2 separate regions of the Homo sapiens genome follow, and region 1 is linked to region 2. A link is a contact called in ENCODE Hi-C or POLR2A ChIA-PET data. All regions are on one chromosome and are shown on one strand. Each heading gives the region's core, a stretch centred on a gene start or an enhancer-like site at or near the end of the contact. The rest is flanking DNA. Distances are from core to core; before and after follow the strand shown.

Evidence for each region. A loop is a pair of places that touch in the nucleus more often than their neighbours do. ChIA-PET counts read pairs that join two places held with the same protein, here RNA polymerase II (POLR2A). Pooled maps may share reads with other maps.
Region 1: a map of CD8-positive, alpha-beta T cell shows a loop between it and region 2 (7-fold over the local background). The contact joins two enhancer-like sites. A Hi-C loop is called at or near these places in 16 of 168 maps with a recorded cell type or tissue (B cell, CD8-positive, alpha-beta T cell, GM11168 and 11 more), 31 of 37 single-sample maps with no recorded cell type and 20 of 50 pooled maps. POLR2A ChIA-PET finds 5 or more read pairs at or near these places in 26 of 52 experiments (B cell, BJ, CD4-positive, alpha-beta T cell and 18 more).

The regions. Positions count from the first base shown.
Region 1 is chr15:31,432,475-31,437,294 of GRCh38, reverse strand. It overlaps a transcript of KLF13 not described here. Among named protein-coding and RNA genes, the nearest start is that of KLF13, 110 kb to the right of the region's middle. RefSeq lists an enhancer at 1,928-2,447. Within about 2 kb of position 1,319, at least 34 of the 41 ENCODE cell types and tissues checked have a DNase peak (open chromatin) inside an H3K27ac peak, as active enhancers do; they include B cell, CD4-positive, alpha-beta T cell, CD8-positive, alpha-beta T cell and 1 more, where a contact is called at or near this core.
Region 2 is chr15:31,345,432-31,350,470 of GRCh38, reverse strand. The region is part of intron 1 of KLF13 (KLF transcription factor 13); the gene reads right to left. Among named protein-coding and RNA genes, the nearest start is that of KLF13, 21 kb to the right of the region's middle. Within about 2 kb of position 2,995, at least 12 of the 41 ENCODE cell types and tissues checked have a DNase peak (open chromatin) inside an H3K27ac peak, as active enhancers do; they include B cell, CD4-positive, alpha-beta T cell, CD8-positive, alpha-beta T cell and 1 more, where a contact is called at or near this core.

The sequences.
Region 1 (4,820 bases), core at 70-2,569, 88 kb before region 2:
AGAGCAAACCCCAACATAAGGCATGGCAGAGAAGAGGCACCCTGCTGCTCCTCCACATTCCCAGTCACCTGTGAGGGCCTCCAGTGACCAGCATTCCAAGATCCTCTCCCCAGCCAGCAGCCACTACTGGCAGTGACTATGTGGAAGCTCCCAGTGCCCTTGGTGGGTATGAAACTGCTGGGGTCCATCTCTAACCTGGCCCAGTCTTTGCAGGGAAGGATGATAAATGGCCACTTGTCGCGCCCGTGCCCACACTTCATGAAAGTGTCCAGGGGATGGTCAGTCCACCTCAGATCGCCCTGGCAGTCAGGGCTGGCATTCCACACGTCTGGGGGGCAGCCTGAACTTTGAACACCCCACCCTCAGGGGTTACCTAGCTGACCCTGCAGCAGGGATCTAAGCCTGTGAGGATGGCAGCGAGTCCCTGAAGCCTGGTGACCTGAGCTCCGGAGCTCCGAGAGGATGGCTGGCTAGATATTTAGTTCTCTCTCCTATCTGTGGTAATGACTAGCAAAAGGGGGCTGGTCGGGTTCTTTCCAGGAAGGTAACATTGTCACACAGCATAGAGTAAAGGGACCCCACAACCTGCTGGGCAGTGCAGTAGCCCCAGGCCACACCTCTGTGAATGGAGCTTCCTGGTCTGGGACCCCAACTGGGGCGAGCGAGGGGTGAAGTGAGCAGTGCACAGCACATGGCATTCCCACATCCTGCACCCTCCCACCCACCCTTGCCTCACTCATGCCGGGCCCTGGGGGTGGGATGAACTGAGAGCCAGAAGTCCCACGTGAATGCAAAGCACTTCCACCCTGCTCACCTCCTACCACACCAAGTGCTGTGGTAAACACGCTCTCCCAGAGATGGGCCGAGCCACGGGCTGGGCATGGATTCTCACCATCATCTGCATTTAGAGGATACCAGGACACAGAGGGGCTGAGGGGCCCGGCTGCCACATGCACTCACATCCTCGGAGGCGTCACCCTGAGTTCCTCCTACTGGGACCCCAGAAACAAGTCATCCCCTAAGAAACCCCAGAGTCCCAGAGTGGTGCCTAGCTGCCTGGCCCTGTTCAGCTCTCACAGGTCCTGCCTACGATGGTGGAGGTGCTCCCTCCTTCCCTCCCTCCCTCCCTCCCTCCCTTTTTCCCCCGCCCTCCTTTCCTTCCTTATGGGCCAAGTGCATGTGCCTGCTCCACTGGGTGGAGCAGAGTGATCAGGACCCAAATTAAGGGACTCCTGGGGCCCTGCAGACATGACTCCTCCCGGCTCAGTGTTTGCCAAACTTAGACTATGATCCACTAAGGTTTGGACATAAGCTCAGTGGGCGGCGATTCCTAGAAAATAGGAGTGTATCACACGTAGGGTGAGTGTTTCATGAAAATGGCATAAGTTATACACATACATGAATAAATGTACATACATCTGTACATGCATGAATACAGCAACTATGAATGTATACTTTAATTTTCTGTAGAGATGGGGGATGAGTGTAGGGTGAATGTGTCTCGCATAAGGGTGAGTGTTTTTGTGAAATTGGTGCCAGTTTTAGATATCTGTACACGCCTGTGCATACACATGCATGTGGGGGTGCCGTGGAGATTGCATCATCTCCTGTGGGTCACAGCCAAAGACGTCTGAGCAACTCTCTTTTATTCTGTTTACTTCAAGAGAAAGAAAAAGTAACAAGCCAAAAGCCCCTGGGCTTCTCAGGAAACAGGCTGAGGGACACTTTCAGCACAGGATCGGAAGGTCTGGGGGTGGAGACACATCCTTTGCCCGCCACAGACACTGGAGGGCGTGTCGACATTGCCTGCAGATGTCCAGGAAAGAGCTTGGACCCTAGGGGGCGGAAAACCGTGGGTCTGTGACCTTGACAAGCTCTCCAGCCTCCCGGATCACCTTCCTTGTCTTCCTTGTCTTCTTTGTCACCTGTAAAAGATCGAGAGCCTCTTGAGGCCGTTTTGAGATTAAACACACCACCTGCGAAGGGTCCTAAGCATGACCCTAGCGAGACCCTTCTCCTAGTCATTCTCACAACCAAAGGTTTTCAGCTTGAAGAGAAAGCCCGAGCTGTCCCCAGTGTCCCTTACTGTGACAAAGGCCCCTCGGAACAGCCCCGCCCCCACAGCCTACAACACATTGAAAGGACAAAACATAGACAAAACTTAAAAGAAGTAAAAACACACACGTTGCACCCGCCCCGTCCCTTAGCGTGCATAAGATATACACAGGAAGGAAGTGGCCAGGGTGATTCAAGGAGGCTGAGCTGCGACGGCTCAAGGAAAGGAATATTTCTGACAAGTCCGCCTTGACTGTGGTTTTGAACATGATTTCAGCCCTAGTTTTGGCCAGTCCCCCGGCCCCCGCCAGCACTTGTGTCTGCAGTCTAGACACAGCAGCAAAGGGGGACACCCATGCAGGAAGGCGCCCAGTGGGCTGCCCCATGGCCTTGGGGTTGGAACCAGGGCAGGATGAGCAAAAGCTGCTGCGCGCCGGCATTGACGGGGGGCTGTGGCTGGGGCAGGGAGGCGTGGGCTGCTGCCCAATCCACAGGGCTGAGGATGAAGGGGAGCTCCAAGAAGCCTGCTTCCCAGTATTTTCCCAGCTACTGACTCACAAACAAACCTGTTTTTGATTTCTGCTCTTAACCCGCTTCAGGCCCTAGCAGGTCCAGCCCCGTGGAACCAGGGAGCTCCAGACACGTCATTCTCAAACTCAAAAGTCCCTTCCACGCCCCTGAGATAGCAAAGACCCAGTTCCAAGCCTCTCCCACCTCCATCCACAGCCTCTCCTGCTTTCCAAGCCTTTCCACACCCCAACTCTGGCTCAACTGGGGGCAAGCACCTGATTCGAACCTCCCTTGGGGGGTACTGTTGGTTCCCGGCCCTTCTTCCCAGTCCTCTATAAAAGGCCTGCCCATCCCCAGAGCCAGCTCAATGCCACCTCCTCTGTGCACCTTCCTGGCTCTCCAACTGGCAAGTCTCTCTCCTGCTGCCACTGATCCTGCATTTTACTGTGTGGGCAGCTGTATGTCCAGCTGTGTGCAGCTGTGTGAACCTGAGCAAGTCACTTACCTCTCTGAGCCTCATTTCCCCATCCGTAGAATGGGGATATTGAGAGTTGTCTGCTGAGATGAAGTAACGGACGCGAAGCAACGAGCCTGGCACACAGTCTTGGCACCAGCATTGTACCACCAGTGGCAATGATGGCAGGCCTCTTACCCTCCACTAGGTGGGAATCTCTCTGGGGTAGGACTTGGCTGTTCTCTCTCCATCTTCTCTTAGTTCTAAAAAGATTTCCTACATCTGGCAGGTGCTCAAAAAAGAAATGTGAGGGGTGGTGTCTCCTGGTGGTCTGGGGCCAGAAGATTCTTCACATGGCGAGGGCAGATAAGACCCTGAGCTAGGCAAACCACACCTTTTGCAGGAGGGGCAAGAGCGGCTGTGGGGCAGCTGTGGCCTCGGCTGCCAGGGACTGGCGTGGGACTGATGTCCCTTGCATGGAGCCTGAGTGGCCAGTCAGTGTCAGCCCACACAGGGGCACCACTGCTTCCAGACCAAGGGCTCAGGGAGACCTCACAGGGCTGGGCTCTCAGGGCAGAGGTATCTTTGAGATGACATTCCCTGGGGCCCACAAAGGTGCCATAGTCTGAGCCCACAGGCTGGACGGGCATCCTAGCCCATAGCCTTCAGTAGAACGGGAGGTGGGAAACAGGTGAGTTCTTCAACAGTCCTGGCTCACTGCCCTGATCGCATGTACAGGGTGCAGAGCACACAGGGACTGGGGAAGGGGGGGACCCTGGTGGAAGAGAGTGGACTCCCTGAGAGAAGGGAACACAGCTGACAGCCCAGGGAGACCAAGGTGGCTAGGGTTTTTAGGACAGAGGACCTAAACAGAGAGAGCTGGCAAAACACAGCCCTGGACATCTGCAAAGGGACTCCTCGGTTATTCACCTCATGTGTGTGGAGAAACTGCCTGGGGCCAGGGAAAAGCCACCGCATGGAAGTAAAGAACAGCAGCTGGAGCTCCCAGGGGGCTCCCACCAGCCAGAACGCATAACTCCTGATTCACTGGCCATTGGGCACAGTACTCAGTGGGTAGCCTAAACTCAGCCCTGGACTAAGCACTGCTCCACGCCCACCTAACAAATCATAAAAGCAAGACCCAACAAGATCAAACAGTTTCTCAGTAGCTTCATTGTATCTCAGAAAAAAAGCTCAAGATTATTTATGTGTTTATTTTTCTGCTTTGTTTTGAGGCAGAGTCTCGCTCTGTCGCCCAGGCTGGAGTGCAGTGGGCGCTGGAATCAGGCATGTGCCACCATTCCAGCTAATTTTTGTATTTTTAGTAGAGATGGGGTTTCACCATGTTGGCCAGGCTGGTCTTGAACTCCTGGCCTCAAGTTATCCGCCTGCCTCGGCCTCCCAAAGTGTTGGGATTACAGGCATGAGCTACCGCACCCAGCCTAAGATTATTTATAATAATACAAAAATATCCAGCATCCAGCATGGTAAAATTCACAATATCCAGCTTCAAATGGAAATGACCAGGCCAGGTGCAGTGGCTCATGCCTGTAATGCCAGCACTTTGGGAAGTTAAGGCAAGAGGATCGCTTGAGTCCAGGAGTTCAAGACTAGCCTGGGCAACAAAGCAAGGCCCCATCTCTACAAAAAAAATTAAAAGTTAGCTGGGTGTGGTGGTGCATGCCTATAGTCCCAGCTACTCAGGAAGCTGAGGCAGGGGGATATCTTGAGCCCAGGAGACTGAGGCTCCAGTGAGCGGTGATCACACCACTGCACTCCAGCCTGGGCAACGGAGTAAGAC
Region 2 (5,039 bases), core at 1,746-4,245:
TCCTTGCCCAGAACCACATAGACTCCCTCCTTTGAGATCTGTAATGAGATGAAGTTCACAGGTGTCCACCTGCTCAGCTGAGAGACCATTGTTCTCATTAGGCCCTGGCAGAAGAGAGCTAAGGCGAGGTTCCGAACAACGGACCAATGTGGTCGGCATCCAGGTGCCCTGCACGCTGGGGGGCCTGCTCGGCTCATCCCCTCCCTCCCCAATCCCAAAGCTTCATCCTTCTGTCCAGGATCCGTGGGTCCAGGATGCCCAATATCCTACCATAACTGCGGCAGACCCTGGCTGCTTCCTGCCCTGTAATGGGCATATTGGCTTAAAAGCAGGGGCCGCATGCTGTACTACTCTCCATGTCTGGAATGGCCGAGGGTTAGGGGCCATTTTCTCTAGGGCTTCACTCAATGGAGAAAAGCACATCATCTCATGAAATGGGATTCATCCCATGAAGCACAAATTCGGCAAAGGCTAGGCTACTCTGAGGACTTGGCAGCTTCAGCAACACTCTGAGTACTTTTGGTTCCGCCAAGAACACATGGCTGGTTACTTTATACCATTCAACTTCATGTGGAATTCCAGGGACATCTGAGCTCATCTGCTTTTCATTAATTCACACCCAAGTTCAAAGTGGCAGGAGGGGACCTGGAAGCTGTGAACCCCCTCCCCAGGAAGCCCTCCAGGCCCAGGAGAAACAGGCTTAAAGCAGCCTGAGGACCTGAAGCCCCCTGCTCCCAGCCTGGGTCACAGGCACAGGGGCACAGGCTTGGCCCATACTCGCCTCACATGGGCCCGGAGGACTTCTCCTGCAGACACCAGCCTAATTCCTCCCCACTGCATGCTAGGCACTAAGAACACAGCACTGCCCTTGCACTCATGCAGCCAGGGCAGTGAAGTATCAGAGGCAAGCTGACTAACCACAGGCTGGCACCAGCTGGAGCAGACTGGGTCCCAGAGACTCATGTTAAGGGTCAGTGCAGAACGAGGCAAGTGCCCTCCAGATCCCCAGGTCCTCGGCATGGTGGCTGTTCCATCGAAGACAGCGCTGCTGTACCACTACTGCCTGACAGGGCACCCGCCTCCCATGTGGCCCAGCGGGCATTGGTCCATCCCACACTCTGGGGAAACATGTCATAATCTGCACAGGTGGCGGCTCATGGGGAAAGCAGTGTCAGCCTCCCCTCCCTAAATGGGCAGCAGCAGCATTGCCCTGGGTCCTGGGATTCCCCCAGATGGAATGACAGTCACAGGCTTCGGCCCTACAAAGTTAAGGGGCAAAAAAGCTGCCATGAGTTGGGGGAGTAGGCCTGCAGAGGATACAGTACCCCACCCTACCTCGCCATCTGCCTTCCGTGGTTAGGCAAGAACGCTGGGCACTATAGGCTGAATGTTTGTGCCTCCTGAAAACCCATACCCTGAAGCCCTAACTCCCAGCTTGATGGATGGTCTTAGGAATTGGGGCCTCTGGAAGGTGATAATGTCATGAGGCTGTAGGGCCCTCCTTATGGGATTAGTACCCTTAGAAAGGAGACCCCAGAAAATCCCTTTGCTCCCTCTACTATGTGACATTATAGTAAGAAGACAGCTGTCTACGAACCAGGAAGAGGGTCCTCACCAGATACAGAATAATCTGCCAGCGCCTTAATCTTGGACTTCCAGCCTCCAGAACTATGAAAATAAACTTGTTGTTTATTTGCCACCCATCTCCAGTATTTCTGTTACAGCAGCACACTGAGCCTCCACCACAGCTCTGGGGCGGTGCTTAAACTCTACAATGCCAGCACCGAGACACCCCACTGGAGCCCAAGGCACTGCGGCCTGAGATGCAGTCAGGACCCCAGGGTCTAAAAAATGCGGACATCAGTGGCCAGAGCAGGCAGGCTGCCGTGACTGCAGGGTCACACCCTTGGCTGCCAGGAGGGGCTTCCTGGGCTCTATGCTGGCAGCTTTTCAGTGAGAACCAGGCCAAGCAACAGTCCTGTCTGGGAGGTAAAACTGTGGGTGCCACTTAATTTCTTCTTTTAGCTTTTCTGTACTTAAATGGTCTGTAGCACACGTATACTTCAATAAAAAGCATGTGGTGCGGCGTGCGTGTGTGCCTACGTACCACGCGTGGTTTTTCCTTTCGGAAGGCACTGGAGGCTGGGCTGACAGAGCCAGGCCCTCTGGGTTCTGCTGTCCCTTTAGTGCAAAACCAAGCTGAAGAGGGGCGCCTGTGCTCCTGCTCTCTCTTCTAGACATCACCTTCCACAGTCATCCTGACAAGAGTGGCAAGCTGCCTGTCCCAGCTCCACAGGCAATCCACGGGAGGAGGAGTGGCGTCCTTTCTTCCCACAAAGCCTGCGTGTTTTCCACTTTCCTCCACCAGCAAGAACACCTGGGGTTCGAGGCCTGCCTTCCGCCTTCAGAAATAAACCCCCCTGAAAGTGCAGGAAGAAGCCTCCACACTGAGGCAGACTCATGTGGAGTGGCCAAGAAGGCCAGGCTGGAGACACTGAAGCCTGAGATCTGGAACGCACTGAGAAGCGCAGCTCTCTTCCTCGTGTTAGGAGGGTGTCACCTTCAGGGGGTGTGGTCCAGGAGAAGCCAACAACACACCTTCCTGTTCCACCAGCGCTGCAGCCACTACAACAGAGGCAGCCCCCAACCCCTGCAGCCTATATGCTGCCCCAGGGCCCCAGAGGCTGGAGGGGGTGGAAGGGCAGACAGAAGAGGTTGGGGCCCCCTCAAGCTGCTGCCACAGGATGGCAGGATGGGAGCCTTTGGGCCCAGCCACTGTGACACCCACTTTTCCTTTAGCCATTTCTTGCCTTGGCTTCCCAAGTCACACTGCCCCGCCTCTCTCCCCTACTCTGAGGCTCCGCTGGCTTAGGGCCTGCCATAGGATGCCCTCGTCCCTCATGAGCAGCACCTCCAAGGCAGAGTCACCTCCTGGGCCCCACATCCTGCCTCTCTCATCACCACAGTCAAGGTGGGGCCCCTCCCCAGCCCAGCCCCCTGAGGGTGCCCTTTGACGCTAGCACACACAGGTTCTAGCGGGCTTGCCACCCACGTGCGGCAAAGCCTGGGTAGCTCTTCCCTGCCTCCAGTCTCCACTGCCCATCCCCAGCCCTGCCTCAGGGGGAAGCCTTGTTCACAGCTCCCCTTCCCCACCACGAGCACCAAGGACGGCCTCTTCCTGAGGTGTGCTGTCCCAGTGGGGCTCAGCAGAGAAGCTGGTCACCCAGCTCCCTCCAGGAGGTTCCCAGGCCCTGCCAAAGAAGCCTTTTTCTGGGAAGGCTGGTGCTACCAGCAGAGCAATGGAGGGGGGAACGCCTGCTGATCCCAGGAGGGTGTCCAAATCCTGAATTCCCTGCTTGACCTTCTAGCTTCACAGGTCCTCAAATCCTCCTACCTGCTGGGCTCGGTGTCGTGCCCTGTCACAGACCTGACCTTGTCCCAGCCCCGATGAGAGCCAGCAGGTAGGGGAACTGAGGTCCTCACCCATGCTTGCTACCACAGTCTGCTCCTGCCCCCAGACTCAGGACCCTACGCTGCCCCTCTCCCCTGCTGGCCCACCCAACCCACACGTCCAGTCTGCATCTCCCCAGACCCTCCCTGATGCCGCCAGCACAGAGGGGTGCAGAGTGGTGGCAGGCAGGAACCTGGCCTGCAGGCCAATAGCCCACCTATGGCCGGCAGGAGCCCTGGCCCCACCACCAAGTGCCTGGGATGTCCCTCGCTAGAAACTGAAAGATTTCGAGGCACAGGTGGTATTTTCATTTCTTCTTCCAGTTGAAGGTGATGCCTTTAAAAGAGAAAGAAAGATACGGAAGTGAAGGCTGCTGTGTGACACAGAAGTCAGCCTGGGGGGCCTGCAAGGAGGGGACGCCTCATGTCCTGAGAAAGCTGGGGCAGGGGGCAGCATGAGGCCTTGGGGCTCTGGCCTGGAAGCTCCTGCAGAGGAAGAAGAGAACCCGGGGAGGAGCTCCTGCCTGGCTGTGGCCTGGGGGCTTTCCACAGCTGTGTGGGTGGCCGCAGCTCCAGGGTGGCTGAATACTGGTAACAGCGGTGGGGGGTCCATCATACTCTTTACCAAAGGGTCAGGTTAGAGTGGACTAGTCCAGAAGGGGAAGGACAGCAGCTGCTATGCAGGAGCTCAGGCCTGTGGCCAGGGCAAAGGGCCGGTGTGGAAATCTCTCCTTCTGGCCTCAGAGAAAAGCAGAGGACAGGAGGTCGGGGGAGAAGGCTGTGAGTTTCAGAAAAACGAAGAGGTGCTTTCTGGAAGCCACAGATGGGTAATCTTCCCAGAAACAGAGTCAAGATCATTGACCTGGTGTTCTGTGCGGAACAGCTCTGGGTTCCCGTCAGGGTTCTCGGGGGCTCCTGAGAGATATGCCTGGGCCGTGGGCATCTCAGCGTGAGGCAGGCATCTGTACAGAGGGGCTCACGCATGCCTGAGCCAGATGCCGGCACAGAGGGGCACACTTGTGGAGCTGCACTCCCTCTGAGCTCAGATACTCTTCCTCTAGAACCAGAACCCCCATCAGTGCCTACAAACGGAACCCTCCGGGAAACAGAGACAACCAGGGGTGAGAGGTGGGGAGCAGTTGCAGCCCTCCCCAGAAGGTCATTTGCCCCCGGTAAACTGACGGTGCAAATATGACCTCGTGTGGCCCACAGCATCTGACGACTTTACACCAGGCTGGCAGGGCAGACACCCGGGTCAGAACTAAGCACACTAAGCCCTGGTGTGGTCAGTCTCAGGCTGCGGCCTCACAACCACAACAGCCAGGCAGGATGCTGCCCATGTAGGGCCACTGGAAGACAGTGAGTAGGGCAGGGTCCCCTGGTGAGGGGGATGGGGGCCAAAGGAACGGTACACCTCCCGGGCTTTCTCCGTCCCACCCTCATACTCACAGATTTCCTGTCAGTTTCAGGATGGGACCCTGCCACGCTCCTGGAGATCCCCTGCTGCTTGCTGCTAGGCACGCGGTGCTCACTCAAGGCAGGATCTGCCCGCACCCCAGTGCTCTCCAGGCAGGTGCCCGAATGGGAAA